Linked DNA regions of Homo sapiens: region 2 is linked to region 1. The links are chromatin loops, found by intact Hi-C in ENCODE. Cell type or tissue: Calu3. All regions are shown on one strand. Links, peaks and the distances in the headings refer to the core of each region. The heading gives the core; the rest is flanking DNA. Region 1 has its middle 230 kb from the start of BMP2. Region 2 has its middle 160 kb from the start of LINC01428.

Region 1 (16,253 bases), core at 4,456-12,455:
ACTGGAGAAACAAGAGAAAACCAACCCCAAAGCTTGTGGAAAGCAGTTTTGAGGCTTTTCTCAAAAGAACTTATAACAATTGGCTGGGTGCGGTGGCTCACGCCTGTAATTCCAGCACTTTGGGAGGCCAAGGTGGGCAGATCACCTGAGATCAGGAGTTCGAGACCAGCCTGACCAATATGGAGAAACACCGTCTCTACTAAAAATACAAAATTAGCTGGTCACTGTGGTGCATGCCTGTAATCCCAGCTACTAGGGAAGCTGAGGCAGGAGAATCACTTGAACCCAGGAGGCGGAGGTTTTGGTGAGCTGAGATTACGCCATTGCGCTACAGCCTGGGCAACAACAGTGAAACTCTGTCTCAAAATAAAGAAACAAAAACAAAAGCAAAAACAAAATTACTATTTGACCCATCAATTTCATTACTGGGTGTGTATTCAAAAGAAAATAAATTGCTTTACCGATAAGACACACGCACTTGTGTGTTCATTGCAGCACTATTCAGAAGAGCAAAGAGCAAAGACATGGAATCAACCAAGGTGCCCATTAACAGTGGATTGGGTAAAGAAAATGTGTACATACACACCATGAAATACTACACAGCCATAAAAAAACAACAAGATCTTGACCTTTTCAGGAAAATCGATGCAGTGGGAGGCCATTATCCTAAGCAACCTAACACAGGAAGAGAAAACCAAATACTGCATATTCTCACTTATAAGTGGGAGCTAAACACTGAGTATCCTTGGACACAAATACGGGAACAACAGACACTGGGGCGTACTTGAGGGTGGAGGTTGGGAAGAGGGTGAGGGTCAAAAAACCGCCACCACTATGCTTATTCCCTGGGTAATGAAATAATCTGCCCAGCAAACCCCTGTGACACGCAGTTTACCTATATAGGAGATCTGCACATGTACATTGAACCTAAAATAAAAGTTAAAAACAAAAAAAGCCAGTCACAAAAGTTAAAGAAACAAAAAGTTCAGGTTAAAGATAAAATTTTGAGAAAAAAACTGGGCCTTTAAACATTTAGGGATGGTGGTGGGCAAGGCTATCTTGCTAGGAGAAGGAAAGTAAAAAGTACAGCTTGAACTATAAGAGCAAAAAGGGTATGGGCATTAACAGAAAATGAATGCTTTTATTTCCAAATGGTAGAATAGATAAAGCATTTTTTGACATCTTCTCCACAGGTTGTCAAAAAGTAAAAAAAAAAAAAAAAAAAAAATAGTGGGAAATTTTGTGTATTAGTTCATTATTGCATTGCTTTAATAAAATACCTGAGACTGGGTAACTTATTAAGCAAAGACATTTAACTGTCTCACAGTTCTGCAGGCTTTACAGGGAGCATGGTGCTGGCATCTGCTCAGCTTCTGGTGAAGCCTCAGGGAGATCTCAATCATGGCAAAAGGCAAAGCAGGAGCAAACACATCACATGGCAAGAACAGCAGTGGGGGCCGGGTAGGTGCCACACACTTTTCAACCACTAGATCTCGTGAGAACTCACTAACACAAAGATAGCACCAAGACATGAGGGATCCACCCTTGTGATCCAAACACTTCCCACTCCTAATACCTGCAAGAGCCTTGGAAGTTTATTCTCTAGAGAAATTGGACTAGAAAAATCTCAGTGATTAGGAATGAGGAGCCCCGAAGAGGATAAGCTGGAGGTTTTGTGTTGATTATAATACCATGAAGTAGAAGTCTTTAAATCAAAAGGTGAGAACTACCTTTCCTGCCTGTAGTCCTGCCTTTAGATATACCCCTTCCCAGACATAACATTGGAGGTTAATTTTGTGGAGCACCAAAATGATCTACAGAAAGAATACCAGGAGATTCATAGTTTTGAGCTAGCAGCAAAGATGCTAGTATCTCTACTTGGTTCTATGCAAAGATGCAGCCATCTTTTCATCTAATCACCTGAGAGTCAACCTCCCCTATGTACAAACCCCACAAACATAAATAAAGCTTCCATTCAACTATTTGTTGTTTTACTGTTAAGTAAATGGATGAACAAGCAACATCAGCCATTTGAGGAAATCCTACTACAGGGAAGATATGGAACATAACAAACAAGAACAAAGAAGTCTGAAAAAGAAGACGTAATATAGGGAAGAAAAGACTGCTTTAAAGAAATTCTTATTAATCATGTTAAAAAGATATATAAAGATATTATAACCATTGCATATTAAAATGTTGTCAAAATGGAACAAAGAATAGAATGAGATCTTGTAAATTAATAATAGGATTAAAATTTTAAAAAAAGAAGTTTTGGAAAATAAATTTGAGGGAAATGTCCAAATTATAGAAATAAAAAGAAAATGAGATGTGTTATAGCAGTTATAAGAATACTATCAGATGATTCTAGGTGACCTAATACGCAGTTACTAAGTGTTTGAAAAGATGAGAACAGAAAAAATAGGGAGGAGGACATTATCAACAAAATAATGTAAGAAAATTTGTCAGGTACTAGCCATGAGTGGTAGCACACACCTCTAATTCCAGCTACTCAGGAGGCTGAGGTGAGAGGATCGCCTGAGTCCAGGAGTTCAAGAAGCCAGCCTAGCAACAATAGCAAGAATCTTTCTCTCAAAAATATAAAATTAAATTAAAAAAAAGAAAATTTGTCAGTGCTAAGGGCATTGAACTTTTCCACCAAGTATTCACTACAGTGAATAAAAAAGTGACTCCACCAAAGCAACTTTATCATGATAATTTTATGAAACAAGTGATAAAGAGAAAATTGTAATAACCTCCAGGGGCTGAAGAAATGAGAACATAACAAAGAATAAAGTGTAGGAATGGTATCAGAGAGCAACTAGAATGCACTGGAATAGGTCTTCAAAACTTTTAGTGAAAATGATTCCTCAAACCATAATTGTATACCTAGCAAAACTTTCGTTCCAGTGTTAGGACAGAGTAAAGTCATTTTTAGACATACAATGTCCCAAAATAATCCTCCCTCACCCAACCAAGCACTCAATCTCAGGAAACTCCCAGAAAATATATTTCAACAAAATAAACAAATAAGACAGAGGCATATTGGGATCCAAGGAATCATATGTAAGAGAAGCAAATAGAATTTACAACATGAAGAAAAAGGAACTTTCTGCATGACAGGTGTTTTGGCCTAGAGAGCAAATAGTCCAGAATGAAACAGGATGTTGAAGGCCTCCAGGAAAAATGCCTCTAAGACAAGAGACACACTGGCAAGTGATCAGACAGGACTGCCCTGGTTGAAAGGCTGTTTTCCAGGATGCATTATCAGAACAACTGGAGAATATGAGAAGCATTAAACTTAAGCAAGTGTAAAAATTTTCTCCAGAATGCAAAAATATATACTGACTTTAGCTCACAGTTTCTCGAATAGCCTTAGCCATACTAAGTCTGCACAGTGGCCTAGGATGCTTTCAGTTGACATCTCTTCCCTCTTCCTTCATTCGGGGTCAAGGGTCAGGTTTCCTTCACAGTCTAGTGGCTCTCCGGCCTCACCTGGATGCTCTTCATTTTCTTTCACACAAGCACTTTCCCTTAAAATACTACCCACATGTGATTCTATCTCAGTGTCTCTTCTTCAGAGGGCATAGCTGACAAACCTAGCATCTGCTGTAAATTCATTATAGTGGATAGAACTGTAATATTCGGATATCACATTTTGTCTTAATTATAATACATGTTTTCTGGTGCTTTTCCCATAAAAACTCACATAAAATTCATCATATTTACCCTACAAGGCAGATACTGTTATTATTTTCCTCATTCTAGAATAAGAAAACTGAAGCACACACAGGGTAAATGACTTCCATAAGGTTGCACACTAGATTGGATCCATGAAACCTGCTTGCCGGTCTGTTCTTAAACATTCCATTAGCTGCCTCTTAAACACTATACTGAGGTCTCCCTCTAAAATCCACATATATGAGGCTATAATGGTTAAAGACTTTCAACAGGCTTTCAAATATTTTCATTCTGAACATTATTTTTTCTCAGGAGAGGGTGGAAGTAGTGGTGTTAATACAATAACAGTTGCTCTTGGGTATCTAGAAGAGCTGGTCCTCATGCATCAGTAGCTGATAATGGGGATACACTCCAAGGAGCTATAACTCAGTGTATCACCAACTATAGTCACAGTGTATTGGGTTTAAAGGTAGCTTCCAAACAGATGTCTACATCTTAATCCCTGCGAATTTTGCCCTACATGCCAAAGAGTGAATATTACCTTAGATGGCAAAAGATGTGATTAAGGATCTTGAGAAGAGGCATTTATCCTGGATTTTATGGGTGGGCCCTCAATGTAATCATATATGTCCTCACGAGAGAGAGGCATATGGAGTTTTGAGGTAGACACATGGAGGAGAAGGCAAGCTGAAGCCAGAGCAAAGAGAAATGCAGCCATAAGACAAGGGATAACTACAGCCACCAAAAGCTAGAAACAAGGACAGTATTCTCCCCAGAGCCTCCGGAAGGAGGGTGGCCCTGCTGACACCTTAATTTTGTACTTCCGTCCTCTAGAACTGTGAGAAAATCAATGTCTATTGTTTTAAGAAACTAAAGTTGTGGTTATTTGTTACAGTGACCCTAGGAAACTTACACACATGTTATGTATAATATTTTCCATTGAACATCAAATAAGGGTTGACTACTCCTCCATGGGCCAAGTATAGAGGACGCAGGAAATATTTCTCAAGAAGAGTGATTTTAAAATTGAGTTTTGAAGGGTTCCCTTAGTTAGAAAATAAATAAAAAGGACATTCAAGAAGGAGAAATAGCACAAGTGAAGGCATAGGAAAGTGAAATGCGATGGCTTCTGGACAGAAGGTGGTTCAGTGGCTCTGGATTAGAGACATGGGAAGAAGTCTTGAGAGCTGGGCCTGGCAAGTGGAAGCATGTGAAGAAGCCTTGAATGGCATGCTAAAGCTTTTGACGTGGTGGTAATCTGATAGACAATGATGATTAATCAAGGCTCTTGGGACAAAAGTAGTGATAAGATATAATCATCTGGAGCTCCATAGAAGTGGGAACTAGGAGATCAGCTAAGAGAATTTTGCAATAGTCTGATGAGAGGGAGAAGAGGGAATGCACAGTTGGCCATGGCTGTAGAATAAGATTCAAGGTGACAGACCTGGATATATGTGGGTACTGAGGAGGAAGAAAGTTGAGAATAACTTGGAAGAGTCTACTTCCAGATCTGGGTGGAAAGAAAGTGGCATTGACAAAAGAGAATGCAAATGTGGTAGAGGGAACATTTTTGAAGGAATGTAAAGACACCCTATTATATGGCAGGATAGGTGATGTGGTCAGCTTTGTGTCCCCACCCAAATCTCTTCTTGAATTTTAATCCTCATAATCCCCATAATCCCTACGTGTCAAGGGAGAGACCAGGTGCAGGTAAATGAACATCATGGGCGGGGGGTGGTTCCCCTATGCTGTTCTGGTGATAGTGAGTGAGTTCTCACGAGACCGAATGGTTTTATAAAGGGATCTTCCTCTCTTCACTCAGCAACTCTCCTTCCTGCCACCTTGTGAAGAAGGTGCCTTGCTTCGTCTTCACCTTCTGCCATGATTGTAAGTTTCCTGAGTCCTCCCCAGCTATGTTGAGCTGTGAGTCAATTAAACCTCTTTCCTTTATAAATTACTCAGTCTCCGGCAGTTCTTTATAGCAGTATGAAAATGGACTAATACAGTGGGTATTTTATCAGCCCAGTGACCTTGACCACTGCACCTCTCTCTGCTTCAGCCTTCTTATCTGCAAAGCAGAGAGTAGAGGCATTGCAATGTTATTTGTCTCACAAGGATGATGTGAAGATTTAAAGAGATAACATCTGTGAAAGTACTTTCTAAACCATTTTAAAAAATTATATGAAGGTGAGCTAATTTATAATGGCCTCTATCTGGGAAGTGATCATCTTTTGGGCATGCAGGTGGTTAATGCCACACAGGTCTGGAACCAGGGGAGGCAGCAGGGCAGCAGGTCCAGATTTGGGCCTCCTCAGCAGCCAGGTGATATCAATCATCTGATATCCCCACAGGGCAGAGAAGAGAAAAGGCTAATGCGGAGTCCCTAAAAATTGCTGGCTCCTTAGATGTAATCAGAAAATAAAAACAAATGAAGAAAAGCAGTATCATGTGGAAAGACAATCAGAGACTGGAGGAAAGATCTTTGAGAAAGTGCAGGGACGGGCGTTGGCTCTCTACATAGTCCTGTTAATAGCAACAGGCGCAGTAGATCTAAATAGAAGTAGGCAAGTTTGATCACATGAGGATATGTAAGAAATAGTCGAAAGCCATGTGTTTCTTTCAGAAGCTAGGCTCTAGGGCTCATTTGTAAGGGTAGCTCAATACCACTTATAAGCTTGTGCTGAAAGGGGCTGGCTTGCAAACGATACATTCAGCAAGCCCATGCTGAAGTTCTAGTTTTTTGTTTATTAATTGAGGTGAAATTCACCTAACATAAAATAAACCATTGTAAAATGTATAATTCAATTGTATTTATTCAGTACATTTATAATGCAATGCAACTATTAATGCTATCTGTTATAGGCTCAAAACATTTCATCACCCCCAAAAAGAAACCCTGTACCTATTAAACAGTCACTTGCACTCTCCCCTGCCCCAAGCACCTGGCAACAGATAATTTGCTCTCTGTTGCCATGGATGTATCTGAATATATACCCCCAAATAATTGAAAACAGGTATTCAAACAAATACTTGCATATGAACGAAGATCCAATTTTAAATGGGCAACTTTGAAAAAAATCAGTCTGTAGGTCAGTTAATCTTAGAAAGTGAGTCTATAAAGAACAGGCTGGGTGGCCACAATGCCCATTGAATTTATTAAAACCTGTTTTTATTTTGTACCTTAGTTCAGACTGTTCTTAGTGCCAAAAGCAGAATCAGAAGATCACAATGGCTTCTAGAAACAAGATGAATTAATATGAATGGTGAGTTCTGAGTGAGCCAGGTCATAACTTTCAGTAAGAAAAACACAGAATCCAAATTTCATTGTTTTCAGCTTTTGTTTTAACTGTTTTATAATTGGGAAATTTTGCCCTCAAATGAATACTATTGGTAAATAATCCTTTCTAATTGAAGGCTTAAAATGTCTGGGCAAAACTAAAAATGACTCCCTACCCAAGGTTTAGTAATAGTTAAGGCATTCAAACAGGAGCAGGCTGAAGAATCGTCTTCAGGTTTGGTCTTAGCAAACCTGCAATTACTCATCTCCCCATCCAGACTTACCCTGAACAAAGCAAAGGGTAACCAAAGTGCATTAATCGCTCACTGATGACTCAAGATAAACAAAAACCTTATAATCTTTGTTTCAAATAGTGTGCATTGAGATACATAGAGAGAGAGAGAAAAAAAAAACAGTCCCTCTTAGGTGGTGAATAACCATTTACCCATCAGATCTTCTCCAAGTCAAGAGTTCCACTGCCTATGTCAGGCTTTTGGACACCGCACATAAAACAAATTAAGCTTTATTAACTTAGTGGAATATTTGGAAATACTAATTTTACAGGTGCATGAGAGAAAACTGCAGTTCCAAGTATTAGAGTACCATTAAATATAATACACTCCGTATGCAGGGGCAGTTATTTAATATTAAACCAATAAAACATTACCAGTGCCGGTGAGAGTTTTGGTTGTTGACAGCAGGCTAGGTGTCCCACAGCCATGCCGTCTTTCTGTTTGCAGGCCAATTTTACACAGCTGCTTTCTTCTGGAAATCATGCCTCATTTGAAGCCTTCGCAAGTATGACAAATAGCCTCTCTAAGCCTTAGCGACGGTGGAGAAACTTGAAAATATTTAGGAGCATTTATTAACTAGAATATGAAAGAAGATTTAGTTCAACTGCAGCTTTTGACTGTGTGGAGGTCTTGTTATTGTAAGAAATGCTATCTGTTTGGGCGTGTATATCTTTTGCAGGACACTGTGTAAAATTATCACCCTGAGGGCAAAGCTAAGTTTAAACTGCATAGAAATTCTAACGTTGATCTATAAGTGGACAAAATTAGAATCAAGTCTTTACTTTCAAACTCAGCTGTCTGGTGGTACTGCTGATCCACATGCTGCCATTCTACGTATCACAAATGTCAGATAGAGCTCCTTGTACAGGGAGCTTCAAATCTGTGCAGGAATTTAGGATTTATAGGAAAAAGATATAGAAAAAAAGAAAGACTAGGTGCTAATTGAATTGTTCAAACCAGGCTTGCAACATGCAAAGCACACTGAGACTAAAGTCAGGAGAGGTGGACCCAGCTGTTGGAGTTTGGGATGAATAATGGAGGAAGGGAGGACATAGGCAACTGGCAGGGGCTAAGGATGGGGTGGGGTGGCTCTGTGCACACAACATGACATATTTTGAGAAAAAGTGAACCAATATGGCTAAAGTGGAGAGTTCATGAAAAGTCCATGGAGGCAAGTAGAAGGAGAGAAATGTAGATACATTGAATGGTCCCATTACAGAGGCTCTTGAACACCAGGATAGGATATAGATCTTTTATTTAACTACAGGAAATGTGGGGTGATGAGGGCTTTGGGAACATGAGTGTGACATAAGAAGGAAGGGTTTGGGGAAATTCCATTACAACAGCCTCTTAGATTAATTGACATGGAGAGAATTGAGAAATGCCCAGTATGCTTAGAGGATTGAGTAATGAGAGACCTGCACGAGGTTGGAATTGGCAGTGATAAAAAGGAATGGAATGTTTTAAAGAATCATTTGAAAGAGAGAAACATTTTGAAGGAAGTATTTATAGGACCTGAGAACTCACTGGGTGTAGAGAGTGACGTGTGGGCAGGTTCAGGCGGATTCTGGGACTTTGAGCCCAGGCCACTTAAACAACAAAATAAGAAAACTCAAAGAGTAAACTGACTTGGGGAGGAAAAGATGAGCTCAGTCAGTGAGATTTCTGAGGAAGACTAGAGAGCTGTAGCAGAACAGAGACAGAACCCCTTTTTGGCTTCTAGATATTTAGTGATAGAAGCAGAAGTGAAGCCAGGGGTGTTAAAGAATGGGCCAGGATGTAGTGGAAAACAAAATCTTTTGTTTCAAAGCACCTAGTCAATAAAAATTACTGCATTGAGGATTGAGAAAAAGTCATTGGGTTTCCTGAGTAAACAGCTATGCACTATTGCTAGGTAGGTGGGGTGTTGGGGGGATCCATTTCTGTAGGTTAAGGAATAAGGGGCTGCTTTCAAGATGGAAGCCGTGAATAGACTCCACTTTTGAAGAAATGAAAGTTAAAGCAAAGAGAGAAACAAGACAGGCATTTTGGTCTAATAGAAGCATCAAGAGTACACATTTTTGACAAAAGAAATAAGAGTTTAACTTAGATAAGGGAGAAATTTAAAAGAAGAACATATCAAAGACACTAAGTAGAGTGTGTATCATCTTGGAAGGTAAAAAATCAAGTATTAATAAAGCAGATCATGACTTCTACCAAGGCAGAAGGTAATTAGAGATGATGGCTGAAAACAACAGCGAGAAACATATATCAAAATTAATAGAAGTATTTGAAAGAGGGAACTGAATAACCATATGAACTAAATATTCTCAGTTACATAGAAAGTATGATTGTCTATTGGCACTAAAAAGTGGGAAAAAAATTTAACCCCTAGTGAAGTTTCGTAGAACTATTTTGGGAGATTTATTTTGTTTTGTTTTGTTTTTTTGAGATAGAGTCTCACTATCACCCAGGCTGGAGTGCAGTGGCACAATCTGGGCTCACTGCAGCCTCAACCTCCCCAGGCTCAAGCGATTCTCCTGTCTCAGCCTCCCGAGTGGCTGGAATTACAGGTGCCCACCACCACGCCTGGCTAATTTTTGTATTTTTAGTAGAGATGGGGTTTCACCATGTTAGCCAGGCTGGTCTCGAACTCCTGACCCCAAGTGATCCACCCACCTTGGCCTCCCAAATTTCTGAGATTACAGGTGTGAGGCACTGCACTCCCAGCCAGGAGATTTATTTTGAATCAGGAGAGTTAATCAGTTTCCTCTTATTCTATCAGGATTTGCTCATGGTGGCCTGGAGGACACTGTTTTGAGAAAGGTTTTCTGGGGGCATTCCGACTCAATTGCCAGGATGAATCAACGATGGTTGCCCTGAGCATGGGACTGGGGAGTGGCAGCTGCAGTGTTAGCCAGCAGGAGGAACTCTCAGGCAACAATGAATGTCAAAGAACCCAGCTCCTTAGCAGGGTTCGGGAAACTTGTGTTTCTCAGAATGGCACAGGGGTGAAAATACCCAAGGTGAAAAGTTGAAGTGGGAAGTTTAGGGTGTTCCAGCAGCCTCAGCATCACTGAGGAGCTTGTTAGAAATGCAGATCCTCAGGTTCCACTCTGGACTCACTGACACCAACTCTTCATTTGAATAATGTCCCAATGGAATCACGCACATCCAGTTTTGTAAAGAGCATTGCTGAGGTCTTCAATACAATGACCAACCACAGGGTTTAAGTAGCTGTGGGGAGGAGTCCCAGAAATAAAGAAGAATACTTATGTCAGTGTTTCTTTCTTTTTATTTTTTCTCTTCCTGTGTGTGTTTATATATATATACATAAATGTTTATTACACGTTAAGTTCTAGGGTACGTGTGCACAGTGTGCAGGTTTGTTACATATGTATACATGTGCCATGTTGGTGTGCTGCACCCATTAACTCGTCATGTACATTATGTATATCTCCTAATGCTATCCCAACCCGCTCCCCTCACCCCATAACAGGTCCCGGTGTGTGATGTCCCCCTTCCTGTGTCCAAATGTTCTCATTGTTCAATTCCCACCTATGAGTGAGAACATGCGGTGTTTGTTTTTTTGTCCTTGTGATAGTTTGCTGAGAATGATGATTTCCAATTTCATCCATGTCCCTACAAAGGACATGAACTCATCATTTTTTATGGCTGCATAGTATTCCATGGTGTGTATGTGCCACATTTTCTTAATCCAGTCTATCATTGTTGGACATTTGGGTTGGTTCCAAGTCTTTGCTATTGTGAATAGTGCCGCAATGTCAGTGTTTCTTAAGGCATAGTCTCCAGATAAGCTACATCTTCAACACCTCAGAACTTACTGAAAATGCAAATTCTCTGTCCCCACTCTAGATCTACTGAATCAGAAACTTTGGGTGTAGGGCACAGGAATATGTGTTTAACAAGCCTTTCAGATGATTCCTTTGTTCCCTAAAGTTTAAGAATAACATTCTAGATACTACTGGTAAAGTGTGCATACATAGATCATGAACAGGTGTAAAAGGTGAAGAAATTTAGCTTAAGAGTTTGGAGGCAGAAGGGTGTTAAAAGTTCAAAATGCAAAAAATAAAAAAGTAAAAGCCATCAACATTACTTTATACTACCAAGGGCTTAGCTAAATCAACCAAGGTGGAGGAGGCTGTTTGGCATTGTCGACACAGCAAGCAGCTGTCTGGATGAGTTTTTCATGATTAGTAGGTAGGCAAAGCCTTTACTTGAGGGAGTGCATTAGTTTAAGAGAAACTGGGTGATGAAAAGATTAAAACATACAGTAAAACACCATTCACATACATATAGACAATAAAATTGCAAAGTAAGTAAGCCAAGTCCAGTTTGGGGTATTTACAGGCTAACTGAAAATAATGATATTTCTGTAAGCCAAGCAGGACTGCAACTTTAGCAAGCTGGTTCCCTTTTTGTCAGTAATCACACATATCTGAAAGTAAAGTGATTATATTGTTTTAGAAAATTGTTCGCAATTCTAAGTTCTCTATCATCTACTACTAGAGAGGACTTCCACCCCAATCCAAAGGTAGCTAAAATGGGGCTGTGGGATAGTGGTATCTCTGGAGCTGCCACTAGTGAGGAAAGCCAGCCGGTGTCCTCTGTGCCCATGTCCCATGTAGTAGCCCCAGTTACTACTGTGTGGCCATTTAAATTTTAATTAATAAAAATTAAATTTCATTAAGAATTCCTTAGACCTGTCACATTCCATGTGGTCAATAGTCACTTGTCCAAGCGGCCGCCGTATCGAGGAACGAGGTTTACAGAACATTTCCACCATCACAGAAAGTTCTGTTGCACAGGGATTGAGCTTGTGATTCAAAATTCACAATGCAAGCTTTGTCTGAATCAGGCTTACCAAGGAGATGCTTTACAGCAGGGCTAACAGCAGATCCCATTTGTGAAAAGGGTTGGGTCCGGGGTCCTAAACACTCGCCATTTCCACCTGCTCTGAGTATACAAATGTTTTCTAGAAAACCCCTCAACTACTAGGATGTGGAGACATTCTAAGGGGGTCAGGAGATGACAGTATTTTATTCATTTTCTTCTTCATTTTTGCTATTGCACAGGAAGGACACAGAAATCACCCACAAGGTGACTTTGATTGACATTCCAGGACTCTCTTCATAATTTTATTTGCGTGGTTTTGTTTTGCTTTGTTTTTGCCAAGGCCTGTTATAGAAAAGGTGGCTGTACTTAATATTTATTTATTTGTTTGTTTGTTTATATTTTTTATTGGAAACCAAACAAGACAAATGAATTTTAAACCGTGACTGATGAGTAGCCAGCAGATTCTGGTGCCTGGCGGAGGCTGACTTTTCAGACTTGGTTTGAGGCCCTTGCAAATTTTCAGTTATTTTTAACCTGACTTTCATGAAAGCAGTCTAGAAAGAGAACAGTATTCACCCAGTTTTGCTACATAAATCTCTTTGAGGGCCTTGTTAGGTACCTTTACTTTGGTTAGACAAAGCATGTCAGAAAAAGAAAGAAAAAAAAAAGACAAAAATTATTGATTTGAAGCTTGAAACTGCTACCACCTGAAGGTGCGGAAGTCAGACCTAAGACAATAAACCTTGAATTAATAGGAAGACCTCGGGACACTTTCATGCCTCATGGTAAGACAGACTACAAACCTTAGGGCTTGAATCTATAACTTTGATATTCTGATTTTATAGTAAGAATTCATTAGATATTTATAGAAATAAAAGGCCTGAGCCAGAATAATGCCACATTCATCATATACAGGTATAAATCCTTGAATAATCTGAAGTTCGGCAAGTGACTTTTGCTATACATATGCATATGCAAAAGTATATATATGTGTGTATACATGTATATGTATATATGTATATACATGTACACACGCATATATGCCTGAAAGGCCCCTCAAAGAGATTTATGTAGCAAAACTGGGTGAATATATATATATGCAAAGTCTAAGATTAAGAAAAGGACATTGCCTTGGGAGACTTGACTTTTGAGCTGCCCATGGAGTCTTAGGGGCTTATGGCAACATTTTTTGTTTATCCTTTGGTGGTGTTCCCTTGGGTAAACACAAATACCTCTGTGCCTCATCTCTCCTGTGTTTCCCAGAATTTTTTTTCTCACTCTTGTCCTGGGAAAATTAATGTTCTAAGCCTTTCTGATGAGGCTTCCAACATCTTCCCTGTGAATCTTTGTGAAAAGCTAAGAGGTCTTTTCTGGGCAATTAGCCTCATATAATTTTCCAAATTATATGTTTAGCTCTGACGTGTGTCTCTCCAAAGTTGGTGCACTATTTGTTTATTTGGTTCTGAACTGAGAGTGGAAAGGAGTGCCTCCTGCTGCAGGTGATCCTGAGTGAGCCCCAGTGTGAGCAAATCGTAGCCCGGGAGGAGGTGCTTTACCAGCACGTCCTGTCAAGGCGCTTTCACAATCTTCATGAAAAATGGAAAGCTAACATTCTTTCTTTCTTCTTAATTCTCATCATTTATTCCATTTTAAAGTGACCAATTCCATGGCATTTAGTACATTTGCGATGTTGTTACAATTACTACCTCTATCTAGCTCCAAAATATTCCATCACTCTGAAGTAAAACCCTTATCCATTAAGCAGTTTCTCTCCATTGCCCCTTCCTCCAAGTTTTTGGCAATGGGTTCATCAAAGATTTCTTAGATAAACTTAGCCATGCTAGTGTGGTAGTCAGCTAATCTATTACCCTTCCTGCCAAAACCTTAACTGTTGTTTCTTAGAAACCATTAAGGAATAACTGGCAAGAGATAGTTAAGTTCTTGCCCATTTTAAAATTGGGTTGTCTGTCTTTTTCTCGTTGAGTTTTAAGAGGTGTATGTGTGTGCGTGTGTGTGTGTGTGTGTATTTTGGATCCTTATCAAGTATATGATTTACAAAGCTTACTCTTTCTTGTTATTGAGTTTTTGTTTCAAGTACCATCTACAAAGAAAGGACTTATCTGATCGCTCTGTGGTGTAATTAGGCTCCTTTGTCATTGGCTATTCAACGACTCAATTATAATTTCTTTTGAGATGGGGTCTCACTCTGTCACTCAGGCTGGAGTGCAGTGAAACATTCATAGCTTACTGCAGCCTCAACCTCCTGGGCTCAGGTGATCCACCCACCTTAGCCTCCTGAGTAGCTGGAACCACAGGCACGTGGCACCAAGCCCAGCTTATTTATTTATTTATTTATTGTGGAGATGGGGTCCCTTTATGTTGCCCAGGCTAGACTCAAACTCCTGGGCTTCAATAATCCTCCCACCTTGGTATCCCAAAGTGCTGGGATTACAGGTATGAGCCACCAAGCCTGGCCTCAATTATAATGTACTGATATACTTGTACTCTTTAAAATTATCTTGCTAAATTATGTCTTTCCTCTACTGGAATGGGGAAATTAAATTTGTTTAGCAATGTTTTATTAATGCCTGGAACACAGTATATCACTTCAATGAAATGAACATATTTATAGAATTTTGATTTTGTAACAAAGGAATCTGCTGAAACCAATGTCAGTTTGCTCCTACATTATTTGTCTATGGACAATAATATCCTTCTTTTTTTTAAAACAAAATTAACAGCATCTACACTGTGTGATTCCACTCACATCTCTTGAGATTATTATTGAATCTTGAAGGTTCCAGTCAATGGACAATTGGTTAAATACAACACTTTTTATTCAATTCTTCACTCATTTATTCATCAAATATTTTTTGAATTGGATAAACAATGAGTAAATATTGAATACATAACTGAGTTAATAAAAGAGTAGATTTGTTTTCAGTTCACTTTAATGAGAATAAGAATAAACTGAAAATATTTTAAAGGAATTATGCACTTTCTGAAAGCAATGTAGAATTCTGTTTTCCCCATTCATGGATGGTCTTAAAAACTCCAATGTTTTATTGCAACTCTGGAAGATAATGAGGAAAAGTAATCATCTCCTGAAATACCTTTTACTTAATATGACATCTTCAAGGTGAAATAAAGTATGGTTCAGGTGAAAGAAAAGGCAACCAAAACTTGAAAAATATACGCAGTGTTGCGTGGATAAAATGGTATGATTATAATATTGAAGATGTTGCAAAGGAAAAGGAGAAAGAGCAGCTACCTGATATGGTTTGGCTGTGTCTCCACTCAAATCTCATCTTGAATTGCAGCTCCCATAATTCCCACGTGTTGTGGGAGGGACCTGGTAGGAGATAATTGAATCATCAGGGCGGTTTCCCCCATACTGTTCTCGTGGTAATGAATAAGTCTCACAAGATCTGACGATTTTATGAAGGGTAACCCCTTTCACTTGGCTCTCATTCTCTCTTGTCTGCCGCCTTATAAGCGTGCTTTTCTCCTTCCACCATGATTGTGAGGCCTCCCCAGCCAAGTAGAACTGTCAGCCCATTAAATCTCTTTCGCTTTTCTTTTTTTTTTAGACTGAGTCTCGCTCTGTCCCCCAGGCTGGAGGGCAGTGGCGCGATCTCGGCTCACTGCACGCTCTGCCTCCCGGGTTCACGCCATTCTCCTGCCTCAGCCTCCCGAGTAGCTGGGACTACAGGCGCCCACCACCACGCCCGGCTAATTTTTTTTGTGTGTGTGTTTTTTAGTAGAGATGGGGTTTCACCGTGTTAGCCAGGATGGTCTCGATCTCCTGACCATTGTGATCATTGTGACCATTGGGACCATTGTGATCCACCTGCCTCAGCCTCCCAAAGTGCTGGGATTACAGGCGTGAGCCACCGTGCCCCGCCAAATCTCTTTTTCTTTATAAATTACCCAGTCTCGAGTATGTCTTTATCAGCAGTGTGAAAACGGACTAATACACTACCTAAATAAAGCAATAGACTATTCTTTCCCTCTCCATTTCTTATGGGAAGAAAGGCAGAGAGAAGAAAAAAGAAATGTGTTCATTTTATGTTAAAATCAAGTTTTCATATCATTTAGTAAGAAAAAAGGTAAAATATTCTCATTCTCTTCCACCATATTATAGTGTGCTATAATTCACCAGTGATATT
Region 2 (16,253 bases), core at 3,354-11,353, 100 kb after region 1:
GCTTGAGGAGACAAATCAATACTGATAAAAAGCACACATTGACTAAAAGTGGCAAATTGAGAATAATATGAACATCACAAATAGTAATAGTTGTTCATTTGTGGACCATTATCACTGAAAATGGTGGAAAAACACCAAAAGGTCAAGCAAAACTGTCACAGCCAACTTTGATAGATCTCTGGAAAATGGTCAAAAGTTTGCAACAACCAAGCAAACACTGAAAAGAGGAAAAGGTAATTCAAAAATAGTAGGAACATTTTCCAGTGCTTTTACTTGTTCTTGCTCTACACCCCTCCTTGATTTGGTGGCAAATTTGATAATAGTGGCCCATGTTGCCAGTTTGGGACCCTGGTCCTTGGTTCTGGAGGAAGAATAGCAGATCTTACTCTCAAAGAATTGTATTTGACCTGTCTGTTGCCTGCCTAAAGACTCATGCAAGATGCTTGACTTTGTTTCACCTAACTTGAAATTCTCTTAGAGCAAAAAAGCAGCTACACAGAGGGAATCATTCAAAAAGATAGTAAAGCAATGATAAATAACATGTAGTTGCTTGGAGCAAAATAATAAAATCAAGGAAAACAATTGATATACTGAAATCCTAGGAAGAAAGCTTGGAGTTTCTTTGGGAAAATGAGGCATTTAAAAGCACTATGTTCACTGCAGAATTCAGGAAGACATATAGATGCCAGGGCAGGTTGCATGCCTCAGAAGAGAACTGAGAAAATCCTAAACTTTCATCTCTGGCTGATCTTTAGGCTCAGCGTAAGCAGGAAGTAAGGTCTAAAGTTATAAGTGGCCTAGATAAGTATTGCAGGAGTGCCCATTTCACCATAAAAACACTTAACAAAGTAGAAATAGCAGGAAACTTCCTCAATCTGCTAAAGAGCATTTATGAAAAACTCAAGGCTAACATCATCCACAATGGTAAAAAACAGAAAATGTTCCCCCTAATACTAGGAACAAGACAAATATGCCCAATTTCACCACTTCTGTGCAATATTGTGCCTGAAGTTCTGATCAATGAAACAAGAAAAAAATAAAAGATATCCAAATTGGACAGGAAGAATCAAAACGATCCTAATTCACAGATGCCATACTCTTATATGCAGAAAAAGCTTACAGAATCCATTAAGGTTCTAGCAGAGCTAATAAACATTTCAACAAAGTTGCAAGACTCAAAAGGAGCACACACAAATTTGCTGAAATCTCTATAGACTAGCGATGAACGATTCAAAAAGGAAATTAAGAAAGAAATTCCATTTATGAGAACATTCAAAATAATAAAATACCTAGGAATAAATTTAAGCAAGAAAGTGAAAGACCTGTACACTGAAAATTAAAAATGTTTCTGAACAAGTTATGGAAAACGTAAGTAAATGTAAGATCATTCTGAGTTAATGGATTTACTTTATGAACAACTGATTTTTGCCAAGGGTTCTAAGACCACCGAATCGGGGAAGAATAGTCTCTTCAAAAATTGGTGCTGGGACAACTAGATCTTCACATGCAAAAGAATTAAGGTGGACACTTACTTCACAACATAAACACAAATTAACTGAAAAAAGATGAAAGACCTAAATGTAAGAGGTAAAGCATAAAATTCTTATAAGAAAACATAGTATTATACCCTCAATAATAAAGAGAAAATAACTCAATTTAAAAAATATAAAAATAATTTGAATAGATATTCCTTCAAGGTAGATATATGTATGTCTAATGAGCACACAAAATGAAGTTTAATATCAGTCATCAGGAAAGTGCTAATCCAAACCACGATGAAACATCAACTAATGCCCACTAACATAGCCACAATAAAAAAAAAAACACAGAAAATAGCAAGTGTTGGCAAGGATGTAGAGAAAAAAGAGCCCTCATACATTGCTAGTGGAAATGTGAAATGCTTTAGCCACTGTATAAAGGTTTGGCAGTTTCTCAAAAAAATAAATATGAAATTACCATTTGACCCAGTAATTCCACTCCTTTGTATATACTCAAAAGTATTGAAAATAGGTATTCAAACAAAGACTTGTACAGGAATGTTCATAGCAGTACTATTCACAATAGCCAAAAGGTAGAAATTACACACATATCCATCCATAAATGAATGGATAAATAAAAAAGTCATATATATACATAGAATGGCCATTATTCAGCCATAAAAAGAAAAGAGGTACTGATATGTGGACCCAAGGGTGAATCTCAAAAACGTTAAGCTAAAGAAACCAAACACAAATGGTCACTACTCCATTATTCCACTCATATGAAATCCCCACAATAGATAAAGTAATAGAGACACAAAGAAGATTGGTAGTTGCCAGGAAATTAATGGGGGAAGAACATACAAGTGGCTGCTTAGTGCATATGGGCTTTTCTTTTTGGGTCATGAAAATGATTTGGAACTTGATATAGGTGGGTTGAACAACATTGTGAATGTACTAAGTATCGCTAAATTGAAATGTCTAATTGTGTTATGTGAATTTCACCTCATTAAAAAAAGATATGTAAAAGAATGATAGAAAAAGATTATAATTCACTGAATTAAAAAAATCTGAATCCATAGTGATATTCATTAAAATGTAGAGAGAGGGAGGGAGGGAAGGAAGCATGGAAGGAAGGAAGGAAGCAAGCAAGGAAGGAAGGAGGGAGGGAGGGAGGGAGGAAGAAGGGAAAGGAAAGGAAGGGAAGGGAAGGGGAGAAGGGGAGAAGGGGAGAAGGGGGAAAGGAAAGAAAAGAAGGAAAGGAATGAAAGGAAGGGAAAGAGGGAGGGAGGGAGGGAGGAAGAAGAGTATTTTCATGGTTTTTAAGTGTCACTCCACAGATTACTTTTTAATACAAATGGGGAAATCTACCTTTACAGTAAAGATATCTGGCAGACAACATCTCAACCCAGTAGTTTTACTTAGCATTGCCAACTATGGAGCAAATTGACATCACAGGCCCCCTAGTAGGGTGCAAAAGAAAGAAGGCAATATCTGCTATGTGATACTGTTGCCACAGATGCTTACAATGAATCATATCACATGGAAATAATCAGATGATTCAGATGTGGAACACATCATATGATAGTCTAGACTCTTCAAAATGTCAATATTATGAAAGATGAAATAATATGAAGGAATATTCTAGGTTAAATAAGAATAAAGAGAACTTGACAACAAAATGTAATGTGTAAGCCTTGATTAAATCTGGAATCAAGGGGAAAACAAACAATCCTAGCTGTTAAAATCATATTTGGAACAATTGGGGAAATTTGATCATGAGCTGTACAGTATGTATATAATGGTGTCATTTATTCATTGCCTCTCAGCTTCTAATAAACCCTTCAATATACACTCTGTGATAAACAGTGAAATTTCTTTAAACATTTCCCCTTTAAAAAGTGAGCATGATGCTAAGCTTTCTAAGTAGAGGGTACTGGAGAGACTTTGCAGGAGCAAGAGACTCCTGCAATTTCCATGCCAAAGGGTGGCCACTGGCGGGGAGAGATTAGTGTTGGTGCCACGGAGCCTACCCCAGCGTAAGACCCGAAACATAATCTCTCTGCCACCAACCTCTGCCTGGCAATGGCCTTTCTACAAACTTCTTAACATGGAAATCAATATCCCTGCATGGCTTACATAAAGCTGCCTATAACACAAAGGGTTACATGCAGAACACTACTTGTTCTACGAGTTTCTATGTGGTCTGCATACAGCCTACCTATGCCCTAGGTATTCCGGCAGAGCTGCCACTCCCTCCGAAGAGATCTGCATACTCTGAGGTCTTCCCTACCTATTGTCACCTGGACTCCTGCTGCCACTGGTTACTCATTGCCAGCTTTTGCAGCTACAATCCAGAGGGTTGTCTATTTGCTCAGAATCTCAAGAATAGCTCCAGACTGGCGAAACTATTTAACTTCTTGGCTATCTGGTGGCTAACCCACCTGTGCTATGAGGTCTGAACTCCTTTTCAAGTTTGTTCTGCTCTTGGCACTCTCTCTCAGTCCTGGGTTACTATGTAGACTTCTCTTGTATTTTATAGTTAGTCCTTTACTATAGTTAATAATTTTACAGTTTAACTTACCCTTTTTAACATACTTTCTGGTATATATCTCCTGACTATCCAGATTGCTGCAGAATTGCTATCAGGCATAGTTCCAGAAAATATACCCCCTAAAGATGACATATTAGTTTCCTGGGCTTCCGTGACAGTTACCCCAAACTGGGTGGCTTAAAGCAGCAGAAATTCATGGATCTCACAGTTCTGAGGCTAGAAGTTAAAAATCAGTATCACTGAGCCATAGTTAAGCTGTGGGCAGGGCCTCACTCCATCTGGAGGATCCAGGGGAAAGTCTGTTCCTGTCCATTCCACCTTCTGAGGGCTTCTGGCATTCCTTGGCTAATGGCTACTTCACTCCAACCTTGAAATCTGCTTGTATCTTTATATGACCTTATCCTCTGTATGTATCAAATCTCTCCTGCCTCTCCCCTAGGGATAAGTGTCATTGTATTTAAGGCCCACCCGAATAATTCAGGATATTCTCTCCATCTCAAAATCCTTAATTTAATCTCATTTGCACTCCTCAGCTTCTTTTTTACCACACGAGGTAAAAGTCACAGGTTTCAGAGATTAGGATGTGAGACATGTGAGACGTGTGAGACGTGTGGTCTTTTAGGGGGAATTTTTTTCAGCCTACCTCAGATGGGGTGTGAGGACTGGTTTGGTTATGCCCTTGGGTCTGAGCATGATCTTTACCAGTGAGATATGGGACACTAATAACCAATGGCATGAAATGACATTACAATTAATCAAGCCATCCTCTGCAGCTGATTATAATTAAGTGCCAATTGAAACACATACCTTGGGAGTTCAAGTGGGTGCTATCCTTAACTGTATGGCAGTAATAATGACTATAAAGGCTGCAGTGTGAAATAGTTGTTTGTTTGTTTGTTTGTTTTTGTTTAGTGCACTTGAGTGCTTACAAAGAGAAAATGACAAGCTAAGGTCTATTATCTTCCATTTCACGTCACGGTCCGAAAAATCAGACAGCTTTCACAATAGCCCTCCATGACATCCCTATGACAATGTTTTTTTTTTCTAGTATAATAGGTGCAGGGCCAATATCGCTGAAAATCAGACACAAATTTTAATTGTGAGAGTTGTTAAATTACAATGACAATTGTATTAAAAGTGTGTTATGACAATTCATAGTATCTCCAAGTTTCTTATGTTAAAGGCTATTGATTGAAAAGTAGTGAGATTCTAAAATTTGTCATGAAGACATCTGGTTGAACCCAGATAAAACTGATAATCTTGAACCCTCAACTCATTCTGAGCATCTCTTACCAACAGAAATGGCTGGCCATCTGGTACTCCAGGAGTCTGCCTTCCTCAGCCTGAAAACCCTTTGATACAGTAAGTTGGGTTGGATGCCTTGGAAAGTAATGCTTATTCTTCTTGGGATCCATCACAAACCCCCACCTCCATTGTCACTAGGCCCATAGCTAGTGTCAAATCTCAGTGGGCTCTGGGGTGGCAGACAACATAACCCATGGTGAAATAGCAAGACCTTGCTAATATATATTGGCAGAAACCATGGGAATGTGTGAGAATATTGTTTAAGGATATTAGACCAAAAAGGAAGCAATATAACACTAGATTTTGCTGTATTAATTGACATAAATTAATGAACAGCCTCAGTCAGGGGTGGTTCTTGGCAAAGATAAAGGAAAATCTCCCCAGTGGCAGACCTTCATGAAGTATATTTGTTGTCCATTATATCTGGAGTGAGAACTGGCCGGAGTGTAGATCTATACTAATTTATGAGCACTTGCTAATTAATGGTTTAGCTGAAGGGTTAGGGACTTTCAAAGAAGTAAACTTAGAAGACTTGTAACAAATGTGTTTGGGGAAGAAGTATGTGGATTGACCTCTCAGAATGGACACAGACTGTGAAGATATTTTTGTCCCATGTGGATGCTCAGGAAAAGGCATCCACTGTAGTTAATAGTAATGTATTGTATACTTAAAATTTGAGTAGATCTTACATGTTCTCAATATTTAAAAAACTACTATGTGAAGGTGAGGAGTATGTTAATTAGCTTGGTTGTGATAATCACTTCACAATGTATATATATGTCAAAACATCACATTTTAAACCTTAAGTACATAGACCTTTGTCAATAACTCAATAAATCTGGGGAAAAATAAGTAAACAAAGTAATATCTCTGTGTATGTTAGCAATTCTCTTTCCCCAGCCACCCCAGTGCTTGCCCAATGGACTGATGAACATGGTGACCATAATAACAGGGTTGTAGGCTATGTCTGGGCTCAACAGGAACTTCTTACTAAGGTTGACCTGGCTACCACTAATGTGTAGCCTGATCTACCATTTTTTTTGCTTTTAATTCTCCAAAATTTCTTTTCTAGTATGTGTATAAAGTTATGGCATGCATCACATCACTCAAATAATATACATTACACTCATTAAGTGATTTATCATCACTTCCCTCACTTCCACTCTTTCACCTGTCCGAGTTTCCTTTGTCTGTTATTCCACATTCTACATCCATGCATACACATTATTCAGCTCCCACTTATAAAGTGAGAATATACAGTATTTGTCTTGCTATGTCTCACTTGTTTCACTAAAGCTAATGTCCTCCAGTTCCATTAAAGTTGCTTCAAAAGACAAAAATTTTTTTTTGTTTTTTTACTGCTAAATGGTGTCACATTACGGACATGTGCCACATTTTCTTTATCCAGTTATCCACTGATGGACACTTAGGTTGATTCCATATCTTTGCTATTGTGAATAGTTCTTCCACAAACATATAGGTGCGGTTATCTTTTTGATATAATGATTTATTTTCTTTTGAGTGGTTACCAGATAGTGGAATTGCTGGATTGAATAGTAGTTCTATTTTTAGTTCTCTGAGAAATCTCCATACTGTTTTATGTTCCCACTAACAGTGTATAAGAGTTCTCTTTCCTCCACATTCTACCAACATTTGTTATTTTTTGTCTTTTTAATAATAACCATTCTGACTGGCCTTAGATCATATCTCATTGTGGTTTTAATTTGCATTTCTTTGATGATTAGTGATATTGAGCATTTTTTTATACACCTGTTGGCCATCAGATGTCTTCTTTTGAAAAATGACTATTAATATTCTTTGCGTATTTTTAATGGATTATTAGTTTTTGTTGTTGAGTTGTTGAGTCCCTTGTAAATTATGGATATTAGTCCTTGTTGGATAAATGGTTTTCAAATATTTGTTCCCATTCCGAGGGTTGCCTGTTTGTATTCCTTTTTCTATGCAGAAGCTTTTTAGTTTAATTAAGTCCCATTTGTCTATCTGCCAATTTTGGATATCAACAGTTTCCATTGTGGCACCATTCCCTGGGGACCACCCTGCCACCTAGCGGCAGGTTGATTGAATTGGCTCTCTTCCATCACGGAAGTGACAGATTTATCCTCATTGGAATAGACATATGATCCGGATATGAGTTTATCTTCCCTGCTGGTAATATTTCTTTTAGTACTACCATAAATGGACTCAAATAATGCCTGACCCACCGTGATGGGATTCCTCACAGTACTGCGTTGGATCCAGAAGTGCATTTCACAGCAAAGGAAATGCAATAATGGGATCATGTCTTAGAATCAAATGGCCTTCCCATATACCTCATTACCCAAGAGCAGTTGGCCTAATTGAAAGGTAACATGGCTTAATAAAGACTCTGTTATGGTGTCAATTGGTAAATTACAGCTTGAATGCGCAGGATTTTGTTTTATAGGGTGCAGTTTATGCTTTGAATCAGAGGTCACTGTATGTCATTGTTTTTCCTACAGTCAGAGTGCGTGTGTCCTGGAATCAAGGTGTGAAAGTGAAAATGTCTACTCTATTATCTAATAACCCCCTGCAAAATTTTGCCTCTTATTCTGATAATGTTGAGCTCTGCTGGATTGGAGATCTTAGCCTACAAGAGGAATGCTTCCCCTGGGGGACATGATAGGTCCATAGCAATGACTTCATCAAATTGAAAGATGAAGTTTTGATCTGGTCACTTTGGGCTCCCTCCACCACTAAACAAATAAGCAAACTAACAAAAAAAGGAGCTAAAAGGGAGCTAATCTACTGGCTGGAATGATTGATTTTGATTACCCAGAGTAATCTGGGTTGCTGCTGTAAAAGAAAAAGAAAGACAATGTCTGGAAACTATTTTTATGTAAACAGAAAAAAAAAAAAGCTTTCATAAGAACCAAAAAATCACATGAACACTCATAGAACCTGGTTGTAACTTCATATCACTGAAAAAGGCACGGAAGAGATAGAAAAAAACCAGTCCTGAATTGCCAATGCCAAGCTTCCCCAAACCTCCATAGTGGCTATGTGGTACAGAGAGCATCTCTGGTTGCTGGGGGCAGGGGAGCACAGCAATTGTGATTCATTGAACTCAGTGTTGTCCTTTTAGAGAAGAAAGGAAAACTGGACCAAACTCAGCTGATGCCTGCCCACAGAAAAAGCATTTAAACCAGCCCTACCCAGAAAAGAATTGCAAATCTCAACTATCCTAACTTGAATTTCCCCAAACCTCTCCACCAAGGGCTACAGTGCTCTCCGTCTCAAAGTAAACTTGAAAGGCAGTCTAGGCCATAAGGACTGCAATTCTTTTTTTTTTTTTTTTTTTTTTTTTTGAGATGGATTCTCACTGTCGCCCAGGCTGGAGTGCAGTGGTGCAATCTTGGCTCACTGCAACCTCTGCCTCCAATGTTCAAGCGATTCTCCTGCCTCAGCCTCCTGAGTAGCTGGGACTACAGGCGTGTGCCATCATGCCCAGCTAATTTTTGTATTTTTAGTAGAGATGGGGTTTCACCTTGTTGGCCAGGATGGTCTCGATCTCTTGACCTCATGTTCCGCCTGCCTCGGCCTCCCAAAGTGCTGGGATTACAGGCGTGAGCCACTGTGCCCGGCCAGGGCTACAACTCTTAGATGTGTCCTAGTGCTGAACCAGGCCCAGAGACAGTGGACTGGGAAGGAGGGGTACACAATATACTCAGACACCAGCTAGGGCAGCCAAGGGAGTGCTGGCATCACATCTTCCCTAGCCCCAGGCTGCACAGCTTGAGGCTCCAAAAGAGACACCTGAGGAAAGAAAAAGGAAACGTGGGGAGGACTTTATCTTGCATCTTAGGTACCACGTTTGCCACAGCAGGATAGGGCACCGGTCAGAGTGGTGAGGTCCCTATTTCAGGCCCTAGCTCCCAGATATTACTTCTAGACAGACCCTTAGCCAGAAAGAAACCTGCTGCCTTGAAAGGACTCAGTCTTAGCAGCATACATCACCTGCTAACTGAAGAGCCCTTGTGTCCAGAATAACCAGAAGCAATACCCAGATACTACAGCAAGGGCCTTGGGTGAGCTTCTGAGGCTTGCCAGATTTAGGTGAGACTAAGCACATTACTAGCTGAAGTGGCTATGGGCAAAACTCCTTCTGCTTGAGAAAATCAGAGGAAGAAGTAAAGGGGACTTTGTCATGCACCTTAGGTACCAGGATGGCAACAGAAAGTAGACCATCAAGTGGGCTCTTGGGGTCCCTGATTCAAGGACTTGACTCTTAGATGACATTTCTGAACCTGCCCTGGGCCAGAGGGGAGCTCACTGCCCTGAAAGGAAAGTCCCAGGCTATACAGCATTCACCAAAACTGACTTAGCTTTTGGGCCTTAAGGGAATATCAGAGGTAGTCTGGGAGCACTCCCATGGCCTGTGGTGGTGGTGGTGGCTAAGGGATAAGTCTTCTCTGCCTTTGGAAATGGGTGTGGGAGGGACTGCATGTTGTGCTTTGACTGCCAAGTCAGCCTCGATACCAGAGAATTCCAGGTAGATTTCTAAAGATTTTGACTCTAGTCTCTGACTCCCAGACAGAACCTCTGGATAGCACCTTAGGACCCCTCAGGGGCTTGAGGGACCGCATCACCTTGAAGGGAAGGACACAGGCCTGGCTGGCTTTGCCAAATGATGATTGTAGAGCCCCAGGACCTAGATCAAACATAGGCAGTAGCCAGGGAGTTGTTACAACAGGACTTGGGTGAAACCCAGTGCTGTGGTGACTTCAGGCCTGACCCAACACAGTCATAGTTTTGGTGGCCACAGTGGGGCTTCTGTCATTTTACCCCTAGCTTTAGTGGCTCAGAACAGAGAGACTCTATTTGGGAGAACATAAGGGAATAGAACAAGAGTCTTTGCCTGGGAATTCAGAGAATTCGCCCAGAGCTTGTTGAGGACCATCAAGGTGTTTCCTCCATGAGTCTTCAAGAACTACAGTGTTTCTGGACTTAGGGTACCTGCTAACATCACAACACCTGAGTCCTTCAAAATGTCTTTAAAACCTTCCCAAGAAGGACAGGTACAAATAAGCCCACAGGGTGAATATGACAATAAGTACCTAATTCTTCAATGCCCAGACACTGAAGAACATCTATTAGCATCAACATCATCCAGGAAAACATGACCTCACCAAATGAACTAAATAAGGCACCAGGGACCAGTCTGAGATGAAAGGTCACATATCTGAGAGACAGAGATATGTGACCTTTCAGACTGAGAATTCAAAATAGCTGAGTTGATGAAACTAAAAAAAAATTTAAGATAACACAGAGAAGAAATTCAGAATTCTATCAGATAAATTTATCAAAGAGATTGAAATAATTAAAAAGAATCAAGCAGAAATTCTGGAGCTGAAAAATACAATTGGTATACTGAAGAATGCATCTGAGTCCTTTAATAGCAGAATTGGCTAAGCAGAAGAATTAGTGAGCTTGAAGACAGGCCAGTGGAAAATATAGTCAGAAGCAACAAAATAAAAAAAGAATTAAAAAAATGAAGCATGTCTACAGGATACAGAAGATAGCCTCAAAATCTAAAGAGGAGACAGAAAAAGAGACAGAGGTAGAAAATTTATTCAAAAGGATTATAACAAAAAACTTCCCAAACCAAGAGAAAGATGTCAATATCCAAGTACAAGAAGGTTATAAAAAAGGAAGCAGATTTAACCAAAGAAGACTACCTCAAGACATGTAATAATCAAACTCTCACAGGCCATGGACAAAGAAAGGATCCTATAAGCAGTAAGAGAATAAACAAATAACATACAATGGAACTCCAATACATCTGGCAGCAGACTTTTCAGTGGAATCCTTACAGGCCAGGAAAGAGTGGCATGAAAACAAGCAAACAACAAACAAAAAGCCTTTTACCCTAGAATACTTTATCTGGCAAAAATATCATTCAAACATGAAGAAGAAATAAAGACTCTCCCAGACAAACAAAAGCTGAGGAATTTAATTAATATCAGACCTGTCCTGCAAGAAATGGTAAAGGAAGTACCACATCCGAAAGAAAAGGACATTTATGAGCAATAAGTAATCAACTGAAGATTCAAAAGCTCACTGGTAACAGTAAGTACACAGAAAAACACAGAATATTATAACACTGTAACTACTCTTACACTAAGTAGGAAGACTAAACAATTTATCAACCAAGAATAACTGTGACAACATTTCAAGGCATAATATAATAAGATATAAATAGAAACAACAAGATATTAAAAAGGAGGGCTATGAAGTTCAGGCATAGAGCCTTTATTAGTTTTCTTCTTGCTTGTTTGCTTGTTCATGCAATCAGTGTTAACTTGTTATCAGGTTAAAATAATGAGTTTATAAGATCATATGTGGAAGTCTCCTGATAACCTCACACCAAAAAACATACAATGGGCAAATAAAAAATAAAAAGCCAGAAACTAAATTGTATTATCCGAGAAAATCACCTTCATTAAAGGAAGACAGGAAGAAAAGAAAGAAGGAAGAAGATCACAGAACAAGCAGAAAACAAGTAACAAATGGCAAGAGTAAATCCTTATTTGTCAATAATAGCATTGAATGGAAATGTACTAAACTAGCCAATCAAAAGACAGAGAGTGGCTGATGGATGAAAAAGCAAGAGCCATGGATTTGCTGCATGAAAGAAACACACTTCATCCATAAAGACACACACAGATTGAAAATAAAGGGATGGAGAAGGATATTCCATGCCAACAGAAACAAAAAAAGAGCAGGAGTCGCTATACTTAGACAAAAGAGATTTCAAGGAAAAAAACTACAAGAAGAGACAAAAGTTACTATATAATGATAAAGGGGTCAATTTAGCAAGAAGATATAACAATTAAAATATATATGCAGCCAAGGCCCTGGAACACCCAGATATAAAAAGGACATATTACTAGAGCTAAAGAGAGGGATAGGCCTCAATACAATAATAGCTGGAGACTAACTCCCAACTTTCAGCATTGGACAGATTTTCCAGGCAGAAACATTGGATTTAATCTGCACTATAGGCCAAATGGACCTAAAAGGTATTTACAGAACATTTCACACAATGGTTGCAGAAAACGCATTCTTTTCCTCAGAACATGGGTCATTCTTAAGGATAGACCACATGTTAGGTCACAAAACAAGTCTTAAAACATTTGAAAAACTGAAATGATGTCAAGCATCTTCTCTGACACAATGGAATAAAACTAGAAATAAATAATAAGAGGAATTTCAGAAACTATACAAATACATGGGAATTAAACAATATGTTCCTGAATGACCAGTGGGTCAATGAAGAAATTAAGAAGAAAATTGAAAAATTTCCTGAAACAAATGATAATGGAAAAGCACTATACCGAAATATGTGGGATACATCAAAAACAGTACTAAGAGGAAAATTTAAAGCTATAAGTGCCTATACCAAAAAAGAGGAAGAATTTCAAATAAACAATTTAATGATGCATCTTAAAGAACTAGAAGAGCAAGAGTAAACTGAACCCCAAATTAGTAGAAGAAAATAAATAATAAAGATCAGATCAGAAGTAAATGAACAGAAGATACAAATAAATAAATTCAGAAATGAAGAAGGAGGCATTACAACTGATACTGCAGAAACTCAAAGAATCATTAGTGGCTACTATGAGTAACTATATGCCAATAAATTTGAAAATCTAGAAGAAATGGACAAATTCCTAGACACATGCAACATACCAAAATTGAACCAGGAAGAAATCCAAAACCTGGACAGACCAATAAAAGTAACAAGATCAAAGCCATAACAAAAAGTCCCCCAGTAAAGAAAAGCCCAAGACCCAAGGACTTCACTGCTGAATTCTACCAAACACTTAAAGAAGAATTAATACAAGCCTACTGAAATTATTCTGAAAAATAGGAGGAAATGCTTCCAAACTCATTCTACGAGGCCAGTTTACCCTGATAGCAAAACCAGACAAAGACACATCTAAATTAAAAACTACAGTCCAATATCTCTGACGAATATTGGTGCAAAAATCCTCAACAAAAAACTAGCAAACTGAATTCAACAATACATTAGAAAAATCATTCATCATGACCAAGTCGAATTTATCCCTGGGATGCAAGGATGGTACAACATGTGCAAATCAATTAACATGATACATTATATCAGCAGAACGAAAGATAAAAACCATATGATCATTTCAATTGATGCTGAAAAAGCATGTGACACAACTCAACATCCCTTCATGATAAAAAAAAAAAACCCTAAAAAAACCAGGGATTGAAGGAACATACCTCAACATAATAAAAGGCGTTTATGACAGACCCACAGCTAGTATCATACTGAATGGGGAAAAACAGAAAGCCTTTCCTCTAAGATCTGGAACAGGACAAGAATTCTCAGTGTCACCACTGTTTTTCAACATCGTATTGTAAGTCCTAGCTACAGCAACAAGACAAAAGATATAAAGGGCATGTGAACTGGACAGGAAGAAGTCAAGTTATCCTTTTTTTGCAAATGATATAATCTTAAATTTGGAAAAATCTAAAGACACGACAAGAAAACTATTAGAACTAATAAACAAACTTAATAAAGTTGCAGGATACAAAATCAACATACAAAAAATCAGTAGCATTTCTATATGCCAACAGTGAACAATGTGAAAAAAGAATGAAAAAGCAATTCCATCTACAAGAGCAACACGTAATATTAAATACCCAGAAATTAACCAAAGAAGTAAAAGATGTCTATGATGAAAACTATAAAGCATTGATGAAAGAATTGAATAGGATGCCAAAAATATGAAAAAAAAATTTCATGTTCGTGGATTGAAAGAATCAATCTTGTTAAAATGTCCATACCACCCAAAGCAATCTACAGATTCAATGCAATCCCTGTCAAGGTACCAATGACATTCTTCACAGAATAGAAAAAACAATCCTAAAATACATATGGAACCACAAAAGGCCCAGAATAACCAAAACTATTCTAAGAAAAAAGAACAAAACTGAAGGAATTACAGTTCCTGACTTCAAATTTTACTACCGAGCAATAGTAACCAAAGCAGTATGGTACTAGCATAAAAACAAAAACATAGACCAATGGAACAGAATAGAGAACCCAGAAAGAAATCCACACACCTACAATGAACTCATTTTTGACAAAGGTACCAAGAACATACACTGGAGGAAAGATAGTCTTGTCAATAAATGGTGCTGGGAAAACTGGATATCCACATCATAAGAATGAAACTAGACCCCTATTTCTCACCATATACAAAAATAAAATCAAAATGCATTAAAGGCTTAAATCTAAGACCTTGAACTATGAAACTACTACAATAATACATTGGGGAAGATCTTCAGGACATTGGTCTGGGCAAAAATTTCTTGAGCAATACTCTACAAGCACAGGCAAGTAAAGGAAAAATGGATGAATGGGATTATCAAAGTTAAAAAGTTTTCTCTCAGCAAAGGATACAATCAACAAGGGGAAGATAAAATCCATACAATGGGAGAAAATATTTGTAAACTACTCATCTGAGAAGAGATTAATAACCAGAATATATAAGGAGCTCAAACAACTCTATAGAAAAAATTCAGTAATCTGATCGAAAATAGGCAAAAGATTTGAATAGACATTCTCAAAAGAAGACATAAAAATGGTAAACAGGCATATGATCAGAGAAATGCAAATCAAAACTACAATGAGATATCATCTCACCCCAATTCAAATGGCTTATATCCAAAACACAGGCAATAACAAATGCTGTTGAGTATGCAGAGAAAAGGGAACACCTTTGGCCGGGTGCGGTGGCTCACGCCTGTAATCCCAGCATCCCAGCACTTTGGGAGGCTGAGGCAGGAGAATCACTTGAACCCAGGAGTAGGAGGTTGCAGTGAGCCAAGATCGCGCCGCTGCACTCCAGCCTGGTGACAGAGTGAGACTCTGACTCAAAAACAGAACAAAAAAAAAAAAGAAAAAGAAAAGAAAAAAAGAAAAGGGAACTCTTGTACACTGTTGATGGGAATGTAAATTGGTACAACCACATGGAGAACAGTTTGGAGGGTCCCCAAAAAAGTAAAAATTGAGCTATCATATGATCCAGCAATCCCACTTCTGGGTATATATTCAAAAGAAAGGAAATCAATATATCAAAGAGATATCTGCACTCTTGTTGCAGCATTGTTTACAGTAGTTAAGATTTGGGGACAACCTAAGTGTATATGGAAGAGATATCTGCACTCTTCTTTGATATCTTGTAATCAGCATATTGAAGAGATATCTGCACACCTTTGTTGCAGCATTGTTTACAATAAATAAGACTTGGAGGCACCCTAGGTGTCCATCAACAGATGAACGATAAAAAAGGTGATAACTATATATAATGGAGTATTATTCAACCATATAAAAGGATGAGAACCAGTCATTTGCAACAATGTGGATAGGAACTGGAGATCATTATGTTAAGTAAAGTAAGCCAGACACAGAAAGACAAACTTTGCATGTTCTTACTTATTTGTGGGATCAAAAAATCAAAACAATTGAACTCCTGGAAATAGAGAGTAGAAGGATAGTTACCATAGGCTGGGAAAGGTAGTTGGGGAGCTGGGGAAAGGTAGGGATGGTTAATGGTACAAAAAATAGTTAGAAATAATGAATAATAGCTACTATTTGATAGCACATCAGAATGACTATAGTCAATAATAATTCACTAGCACATTTTAAAATAACCTAAAGAGTATACTGGATTGTTTGTAACTCAGAGGATAAATGCTTGAGGGAATGAATATGCCATTCTCCACGATGTGCATATTTCACTTTGCATGCCTGTATCAAAACATCTCATGTATCCCATAAATATATACACCTACTATGTACCCAGAAAAATCAAAAATTTTTAAAAAATCAATTAAGAGTT

Evidence for each region. A loop is a pair of places that touch in the nucleus more often than their neighbours do. Peaks named below come from ENCODE experiments on the same cell type or tissue, not always from the same donor. Only the 100,000 strongest peaks of a DNase experiment are listed, where the experiment ranks them.
Region 2: a loop joins it to region 1, with 13 times the contacts of the local background. A loop is called at or near these places in 2 of 110 quality-filtered maps.

Annotation. Positions count from the first base shown.
Region 1 is chr20:6,985,983-7,002,235 of GRCh38, forward strand. No RefSeq gene overlaps it. Among named protein-coding and RNA genes, the nearest start is that of BMP2, 230 kb to the left of the region's middle. In Calu3, for the core only: no CTCF peak of the experiment used is centred there; a DNase peak (open chromatin) is centred at 8,769.
Region 2 is chr20:7,087,206-7,103,458 of GRCh38, forward strand. No RefSeq gene overlaps it. Among named protein-coding and RNA genes, the nearest start is that of LINC01428, 160 kb to the right of the region's middle. In Calu3, for the core only: CTCF peaks have their summits at 7,386 (motif pointing left) and 7,585; DNase peaks (open chromatin) are centred at 3,746 and 7,406.